Linked DNA regions of Homo sapiens: region 2 is linked to region 1. A link is a contact called in ENCODE Hi-C or POLR2A ChIA-PET data. All regions are on one chromosome and are shown on one strand. Each heading gives the region's core, a stretch centred on a gene start or an enhancer-like site at or near the end of the contact. The rest is flanking DNA. Distances are from core to core; before and after follow the strand shown. Region 1 has its middle 61 kb from the start of TES. Region 2 has its middle 60 kb from the start of CAPZA2.

Evidence for each region. A loop is a pair of places that touch in the nucleus more often than their neighbours do. ChIA-PET counts read pairs that join two places held with the same protein, here RNA polymerase II (POLR2A). Pooled maps may share reads with other maps.
Region 2: a loop to region 1 is called in a map of gastrocnemius medialis, with 6 times the contacts of the local background. The contact joins two enhancer-like sites. A Hi-C loop is called at or near these places in 22 of 168 maps with a recorded cell type or tissue (Caco-2, GM11168, GM12878 and 14 more), 4 of 37 single-sample maps with no recorded cell type and 7 of 50 pooled maps. POLR2A ChIA-PET finds 5 or more read pairs at or near these places in 3 of 52 experiments (Caco-2, OCI-LY7 and T-cell).

The regions. Positions count from the first base shown.
Region 1 is chr7:116,269,975-116,274,090 of GRCh38, reverse strand. No RefSeq gene overlaps it. Among named protein-coding and RNA genes, the nearest start is that of TES, 61 kb to the right of the region's middle. Within about 2 kb of position 1,935, at least 19 of the 41 ENCODE cell types and tissues checked have a DNase peak (open chromatin) inside an H3K27ac peak, as active enhancers do; they include gastrocnemius medialis, psoas muscle, thyroid gland and 1 more, where a contact is called at or near this core.
Region 2 is chr7:116,800,748-116,804,863 of GRCh38, reverse strand. No RefSeq gene overlaps it. Among named protein-coding and RNA genes, the nearest start is that of CAPZA2, 60 kb to the left of the region's middle. Within about 2 kb of position 1,948, at least 11 of the 41 ENCODE cell types and tissues checked have a DNase peak (open chromatin) inside an H3K27ac peak, as active enhancers do; they include gastrocnemius medialis, psoas muscle, thyroid gland and 1 more, where a contact is called at or near this core.

The sequences.
Region 1 (4,116 bases), core at 686-3,185:
GAAACTATGTTTGGAATGCCCTTTGCTATCCCAATTCCCACCCTTCTCCTCCTGGGTCACTTATTATCTTATTAAGACCCAGTTCAAAGGTTGCCCTCCTCCCCCAAGTCTTCTCTGCTCTCTTCTTCTCCCTTTTTGTGTCCCTCTATTGAGGGCTTATCACATTGCATATGATGGTCCTAGTCTGTTAGAGCTGCTGTAATAAAATACCATAAACTGAGTGGCTTATAGGCAACAGAAATTTATTTCTCCTAGTTCTAGAATCTGGAAAGTCCAAGATCAAGGCTCTGGCAGATTCACTACCTGGTGAGGGCCCACTTCCTCATAGTCATCTTCTCACTCTAGCCTCACAGGGTGGAAGGGGCAAAGGATTTCTCTCAGACTTCCTTTATGAGGGCGCTAATGCTATCCATGAGGGTTCCCCCATCCTCCACCATGACCTAATCACTTCCCAAAGGCCCACCTTTTAATAACCATCACCTTAGGGGTGAGGATTTTGGCATACGAATTTTGAGGGGACACAAACATTCAGTTTGTGTTTGACAGTTACTTGTTTGCATGTCTGCCTCTGTCCTCACTTGGTGAGCTTCTTATATGCCTTGTAAATATCACGGTATTTGGTAAGCTCTGAGTGTTGACTATTGAATAACTGAGTAAACACAGACTTGACATTTTCTACATACTGATTTAATCTGGTGGATTTGTTAACATCGGCTATACCTGGTGACCATATCAGATTGTTGGTACTGAAGGAATTTTTGTATCAAGCCCAAATTACAAGTAACCAAATAGAAATTTTTATTTTTCAATCCCCTTTTCTCATGCAACTCACCTGTATTTAGAAATGTGTGTTACAAATTATAAGAAGGAAATAACTTGATTATTTTATTTGAATATTAGTCAAAAGCAGCAGGTAACAGACATATTTCCATTTCATTTACTTTATAAGATTCATTAATTAAGAAGATATGATTATTTTATTGCTTAGTAAACAGAGCAAACTTTCTGGCATATATGTATTTTATATTTCTGAAGCATAACTAATTCTCTAATTTGGAAGAATATGTGAGTTTGATACATCTAGCTTATAGTATAATTCTAAATTTCTAGCCACAAATTTTCCAGTTTTTCCGTTCATTCAGTATGTCGTCACTAATCTTTTTTTCATTTCAGATATTTGGGTATCTAATGATATTTAAAAAGAAAAAAATATAATATTTGGTTAGTACAGTGTGTCTAGTTTTTTTGAAATTATATTTAGACCTTGATAGTCTTAATTTATTTTTCTAGATAAATGCATGTTACTGCATTTAATAGTAAGAAAACCCATTTTCCTGAACTTACTGTAAACAGGTGAATATATGGTGATAAACAGTGTTCTTGCATCATCTATGACTTTTGTAAACACACTTTGTCTTGTAATATTCTTTACCTTCTTTCAGTTAAAGATGTGATCTGTCAGATGCTTACATTTGTTAAACAACATTGACAAAAGCCTTAGCCTGTGACACTTGTGCATTGTCAACTTCATTTTCCCACTTTCCTTCGCCATGGGACTAGCTACTTCATTGCCATAACAGGAAAGCAGGATCATCTAAAAAAGCCAAGCTGTGGACTCTTTCCTCATCAGAGACCTCAGAGCCTGAATGAGTGCAATTTAGTTTCTGTCCCTTTGGAGACAGTTGTAGGGGAGTAAGCTTTCCGTAGCAGGAGAGACATGGTGATTTTTTCCCTATTGCACTCCAATTTTTCAAGAATGTGTTTGAAATCAGATGTCGAACTAAACTCTAAGTTTAGTTTTATTTCAAATACATTCCATACAGATTGTAGCACAGGATAGGGTATATTACTCAGCCTCCCTCCACACTGTGACTCATAAGGAAACCCCTTTTACCAGCTGCCAACAAATGAAGAGCTTGGGTTACCAGAGTTTGAGCAAGCACAGATGCAGAATGATCTGGAGCTGGGCAGGGACAGAGTGTGCATTCCAGGTTGGCAAAAGTGCACAGTTTACAATTGCAAGGCAAGGTTGGTGCTTGAGAACAGTCAAGGAGGCTGATAGATGCTTAGTAAATCAGGCTAAGAATGCATGATTTTCTCCCCCCGCATACTCCTAATGTGTTTTCAAAGCGGAGATATTAATTGTAAATTTTCCAAAGTGCTTTCTTTGTTGTTAATGGGTAAGCCATTTAAATATCTCTACAGCTGCATAGTTCTGATCCAACCCCCAAATCACAGCTAAACTTCTAATGCTGCAGTATGTGGTGGCTTGAATCAGCATTACCATACAAGGCAGCTTTGAATTCCTCGCAGTAACCTTTTATTACTGTTTTTAAGTTTCCCAAGCACTGCCAAATGTCTTGAACTTTGTGGAATGATTATAAACTTTATAAATATAAACCTTTGGTTCCCCTTTGAAATTCTGCTAAAGAAGGCCAAAATTATATTAACAGTGCATATATTTCAAAATCAAAGACCTGTAATACCATTTTGATTATTCACTCTTGGAAAAAAAATTGTTGGGATCATTGGACAATTGATAAAGGGGCATTGCAACAGCTGTGCTGACTTTCAGGAAAAAAAAATGATACAACCCAGAAACAATGTTTGGGCTGAAAAGCGGGCCTGCATGTCTGGTTGTTTGCAGATGCCTGGGATATTTAGAAAGCTGCCCCTTTAAAATCTCCAAAACATTTTGTTAGAAACACTTCGTAATGGAAGTATGTTGCCCTTGGCACCTCGGCAGAGCAATTCTTGCTTTCATTTCAAAATATGAGAAATTTCTTTAGAAACAGAAAGGGTTTTGTCTTTTGCAAGCTGACATGATGCATGGCCCAGAATCAATCCGATGTGGAGCAACTCCTTAAGGAGAGAAGAGCTTTCTCAAAGAACAGGCTACAGCTTTTGGAAGCTGCAAAGGCACATGGAAGAAATCTCTGTGAAAGGGCAAGCAAGCAAAAGAAAACTATTTCTATGTGGTGCTGACATCGTGACCTGACATAGTTCATATGAAAGGGAAGAAGATATACATTCAGTATTAAGTATGTCATGGTGAACACAAATTCACACTTTAGGCCTTGATTGTCAGGGTGTGAATTCCAGGTCTTTTACTTCTTAGCTTGGTGGCTTTCCAAATTACATAATCATAATAATTCTACTGCCCTCAGTTATTCTATCTGTAAAATGATAAAGTACCTACCTCGAAGGGTCGTTGTGAGGATTAACTGAGTTTGTATGTATAAAGTAGATATAACATTGACTAGAGCCACTTTTTGAAATAATGCTAAGAAAATTTTAAATAGAACAGAGTAAGAATAAACTTTATCTTTAAAAGTTTTCCAGTAAATTTACTCTCATATGATAATACTTGCCCTAACACACACACACACTCGCTTGCTCTCACACATGCACACTGCTCACACACGCTCACACACACTTGCACACACACTCGATCACACACACACAACTCACTCGCTCACACATGCATGCAAGAGATGATAAAGAGGTCATTCTAATGTTTTTTCCTCTCCTATTTGTAAAATCTATAAGTACTTTGGAAAAGGTTCTATAATTATCCTGCAAAGTTCTTCTGGATGGGAATAAGTCATAGAAATTCCATTTCATTTTATAAGTTAAGAATCAAGAACCCATCTCAGCCTTCGATGAGAATACTGAATCTTCCCTCTGAGGTGCCACCCTTTAAGGCAGGGGCTTCACCTGCCATGTTTGCCATCTTATGCCAGCCATTGGAATGGGCAGAAGGGAGTGCTTAATAAAGATTGAGTGGTGATGATAATTCATAATAGTGTTTCATAGTTCATTACCTTACGGATTTTGCAAAACAGCATATGGTATTTCCCAGTAGAGGCAAATGCTGAGTGCTGTGCCATTTGGTGAAAAAAGGAGCATGACATGGAAAACCAATTCAAAATGAAAGCACCTCATGTTGCTGCGGACCTATGCTGTCTTCCAGCTCCTCTCTTCCTTGCTCCCATTTCACACCCATCCTCAGAACTTTGTTTGGACCAAGGGAAAAGAGAGAAAATGTGTGTGGGATAAAAAAGAATGTACTATATGACTTTGTCAAGCAGAGCTGCCAGTACTCTTATCTCCTTC
Region 2 (4,116 bases), core at 699-3,198, 530 kb before region 1:
ATCTCCTCTCCATTTAAATAAAAGTTGAGCAAAACAAAGGTAAAGGATACTGGTTTGAAGCAATATCAAATTATAAGTCAGTGGGGGAGGGGGTAGTTCACAGAGCTTGGTCTAGCCCTGTTTATATGGCTCATACCCCAAAGGGGGATATTTCTGTTGAGAGTTCAAAGTCACAGAGGTAGAAGAACAATATTCTTGACTGGGGAAGGGTGTGCCGAGTCATAGTTCGGTCAATAAGACAAAGGTTATTGAAGGATGTACTAAAGTGTCTGGTTTAGTTCAGTTCCACTGATGCAGAGTGGAACATTTCTGAAAAAGTGCATTAATATTAGCTACCCATGGGGAGTGAGGATGGAGGGGGAGAGAAAGTGGTCGGAGGATATTTCCTGTTCACTTTATATCTTTTTGTCCAATTTAAAATTTTTTCCTCAAAAATATATTTTATAATAAAAATAAACAAAATGAAACAACAAAGGATCTGCACAGAGAACATCTAGGAATGGGCATAGGTTTTTAAGCAGGAAAGTGAAGTGATCAGATATATAATTTTGGTAGCTGTTTTGGGGTTATAAGGAAGAGGCAATACGGAAAGGTAGAATCAAGAAGTCAGCTGTTAGAATACTCTTGAAATAAGATGTTGAGTAATAAGTTCTAAGTGAAGTATAATTTTGAGGCACTATTCTAAAGCCCACATGGAAGATCCACTTCTTTTTTTTTGTTTTGTTTTTTTTGTTTTGAGACAAAGTCTCACTCTGTTGCCCGAGCTGGAGTGCAGCGGTGCAATCTCGGCTCACTGCAACCTCTGCCTCCGGGGTTCAAGCGATTCTCGTGCCTCAGCCTCCTGAGTAGCTAGGATTACAGACAGGCACCCGCCACCACGCCCAGCCAATGTTTGTATTTTTAGTAGGAGACAGGGTTTCACCATGTTGGCCAGGCTGGTCTCAAACTCCTGACCTCAGGTGATCCACCCACCTCGGCCTCCCAAAGTGCTGGGATTACAGGCGTGAACCACTGCGCCCGGCCGAGGATCCACATTTTCTTCAGATCAGAGTATTTAAAATAAAACGATTCTAGGCAAACAGAATGTTAGATCTTTGATATGCCTACACTAGAGGGAGTTGCATTTTTATTATCAGATTACTTCTCTGTCAATAAAACAATGCATAAGTAAACACATCCTTAAAGTACAAAAGTAAAAGTACATACAGATACATGAAAGAAAAAAATGATAAAGAATCTATAATTTGTGAACGACAAACGAACTTAAAAAATTGAGTAAGAACAGCAAATGATCAAATGATGCATTTTTTTTTTTTTTGCTTTAGCTTCTCCCCCTGCCCCACTTTGAATCAACCAGGCTCCATAATGGCAGCCCTGATTTTTTACTTTCTGTCAGTTTAAGCATTCGTTTACTAAAACAATAGCAGTTCAATAAGCAAGACTAATTCCTGAGAGCATTACCTTAGACCATTAGCTTTTAGTCAGTCATTAATTCCTGTGACATGTCCTGGGATTAGATCATTATTGTTATCATTATTATTTTTCTCAATTCAATTTGTTTTCAAAAATGCATCTATGTTGTTTTAACGCTAGATATTTCCTTTCTGAAATATGATTTTTAGTGACTTTGGGACAGTGATTTGCTGCTTCATCCAGGTGTTTCCATAGGCCCTTTCTCACAGCTTAACAAAAAATTAGAAGAAGTTTTACAGCAGTATCACACTAGGATATTTGAGTGTCTCTGTAATTTTTCTTTACTGAGACTTCTAAAATCATTTCTGAGGACCACGTGACTGACTTTAGACATGTGGCCTCTTGGGGGCAGGATTTCACAAAGCCTTTGTATTCAGCGTTTCTTGTTTACAAGAATTGTTGCCACTGATGAATATGGTGGTTGTTTAGTCACAGTTCTGCAGAAGGAAAGCCCCAGTTTGTCTATAATGGAAAGAGCAGATGTCACAGGAACAAAGTGGCCAACGTCAAAGTAAGGGCTTTGATTGGCAAAGAGCAGGCTGTCTATTACCACATCTCCACACTTAGGCTTAGAGACATAGAGAAGAAAACTCGTAAAAACAGCGGTGAAAATTATAAACCACCAAGAAAGGTAAAGGAAATATGGTGCTTAAAAATTCCAGGCTGCCCAATAAAAGTAGGAACTGACATTACAGATCCCCTGGACCATAAATGAAGAACACAAATGGTTTGCAGAACCAGCGAAAAACAGTTCTGACATGTTTGGATGCCAAAGATTTTTAAAGTTGATCTCTTTTGGCCTGGTAAGATTTTATGCATTTTTGTCGTTCCAGCCAAGAGGTCTAAGGATTAGTGGATGTTTCTGCCAGCCTGGGACTCATGCGGTGAAAAGAATGTACTCATGTGACAGTGAAAAATTGAATGCACAAAGACAAAGGGCTTCTTTTCAAGAAAGGAATAAGAATTAATTCTCATTGTAATTTGGGCCCAGTGCTTCAAAAATAACGTTAAATTAGTAGTTAATTTAAATCAGAGATGTCTGTTTATGCATTCTAAATATGGCCATTTTCATCTCAGAATTGCTTCTCTAAGAGTACCTCGTTTTCCACCGGGTGTGGTGGCTCACACCTGTAATCCCAGCACTTTGGAAGGCTGAGGTGGCAATCATTTGAGGCCAGGAACTGGAGATCAGCCTGGCCAACATGGCGAAATCCCATCTCTACTGAAAATACAAAAATTAGCTGGGTGTGGTGATGCATGCCTGTAATTCCAGCTACTTGGGAGGTTGAGGCAGGAGAATCACTTGAACCCAGGAGGTGGTGGTTGCAGTGAGCCGAGATTGAACCACTGCACTCCAGCCTGGGTGACAGAGAGAGACTCCATCTCAAAAAAAGAAAAAAAAAAGAGTAACTAGTTTTCAGAATGCTTAACCAGGTAGGGTTTAACTACGCAGGAGAATTGGACTTGAGCCGTATTCTAAACTGGTCTACATGAGGAGCTAACTCCTTATTAAAATAATGATAGTAATAATAAAGGAGTAGGAGCTATTTCAATATTTGGATGCTAATTTATATAGGCTAATAATTATAAATATATTCACTTATTTTAACCTACATGTTTTATTGATAAGAACAAAAACACATTCATCAGAATAGCTCGGGAACATCAATGGAAGATAAAAGGGAGAAGACAGAAGTGCTTTCTGTTTCAAATGTTTGTTAAATATTTGCCTTGAAGCCAACATAGTACTAGTTGGATGACAAGATAGTAAGTCCTATTAATGATGGGCTTTTCATTACAGTAGATATGCTTTTGCAATTTTCCTAGATTTCTGCCCTGGGGTCACATGGTAAGTTAATAGTAGTTATAAACCTCTCAGCATTGTGATCAATATCTTTGGCTGACGTAATCTAGTTCTCTGGAATAATTTACAACAAAGGACAGTTTGGGCAAGCATCCATTTTATTACCTTCAATTCACCAACTGAAATATTTCATTGGTTTATGACTGAAGTTCTTTCCAATTCTTTGATAGATAAGGAATTGAGATAGTCCTGAAAGAACCCCTCAAATATGAAAAAGAAAAACAGCAATAAGCATTTCTTCCTTTGGGGCATAACGTCTGCATACCTCTCTGTGTCTTGAAACTGTCTGAAGTGCTACAACAGTGAGTCATGTGTGCCTGTGTAACTTGCTATGTGTGTCTAGTCATGTATTCCTCATCTTCAAACACATAGCACATAACTAAAACAATACTGTACTTAGTTTACTTTTTCTTCAACCTGAATGATCATTAACCATCTATTAACATTTGAGCAAAAATGAGGAACAATAATAATTTCTAGACACCAATACTGAAGACTATGGCTCTTATTCTTGCACCTTCATGCAACATGCCTGTCATTTAGACAGAATGTTCTCTTCCATGTCTGTTGTGTATTCCAGGTCTAAAGGCTAAAACAGAAAAAAGGAATCTGTCACAGGAGAAGTAATTAAAGTGATAGTGGGGAGTGTAGAGAAAGAAGTGAGGGAGTTCTCTTGCCAGTGCCACTGTCTTGTCACCTTTCTCCTCTCTCACCCTCACTGTCATATGCAGGATGAGGCAGAATCACAGCTGTTTCTACTGTATATAAAGCAGGTGTGA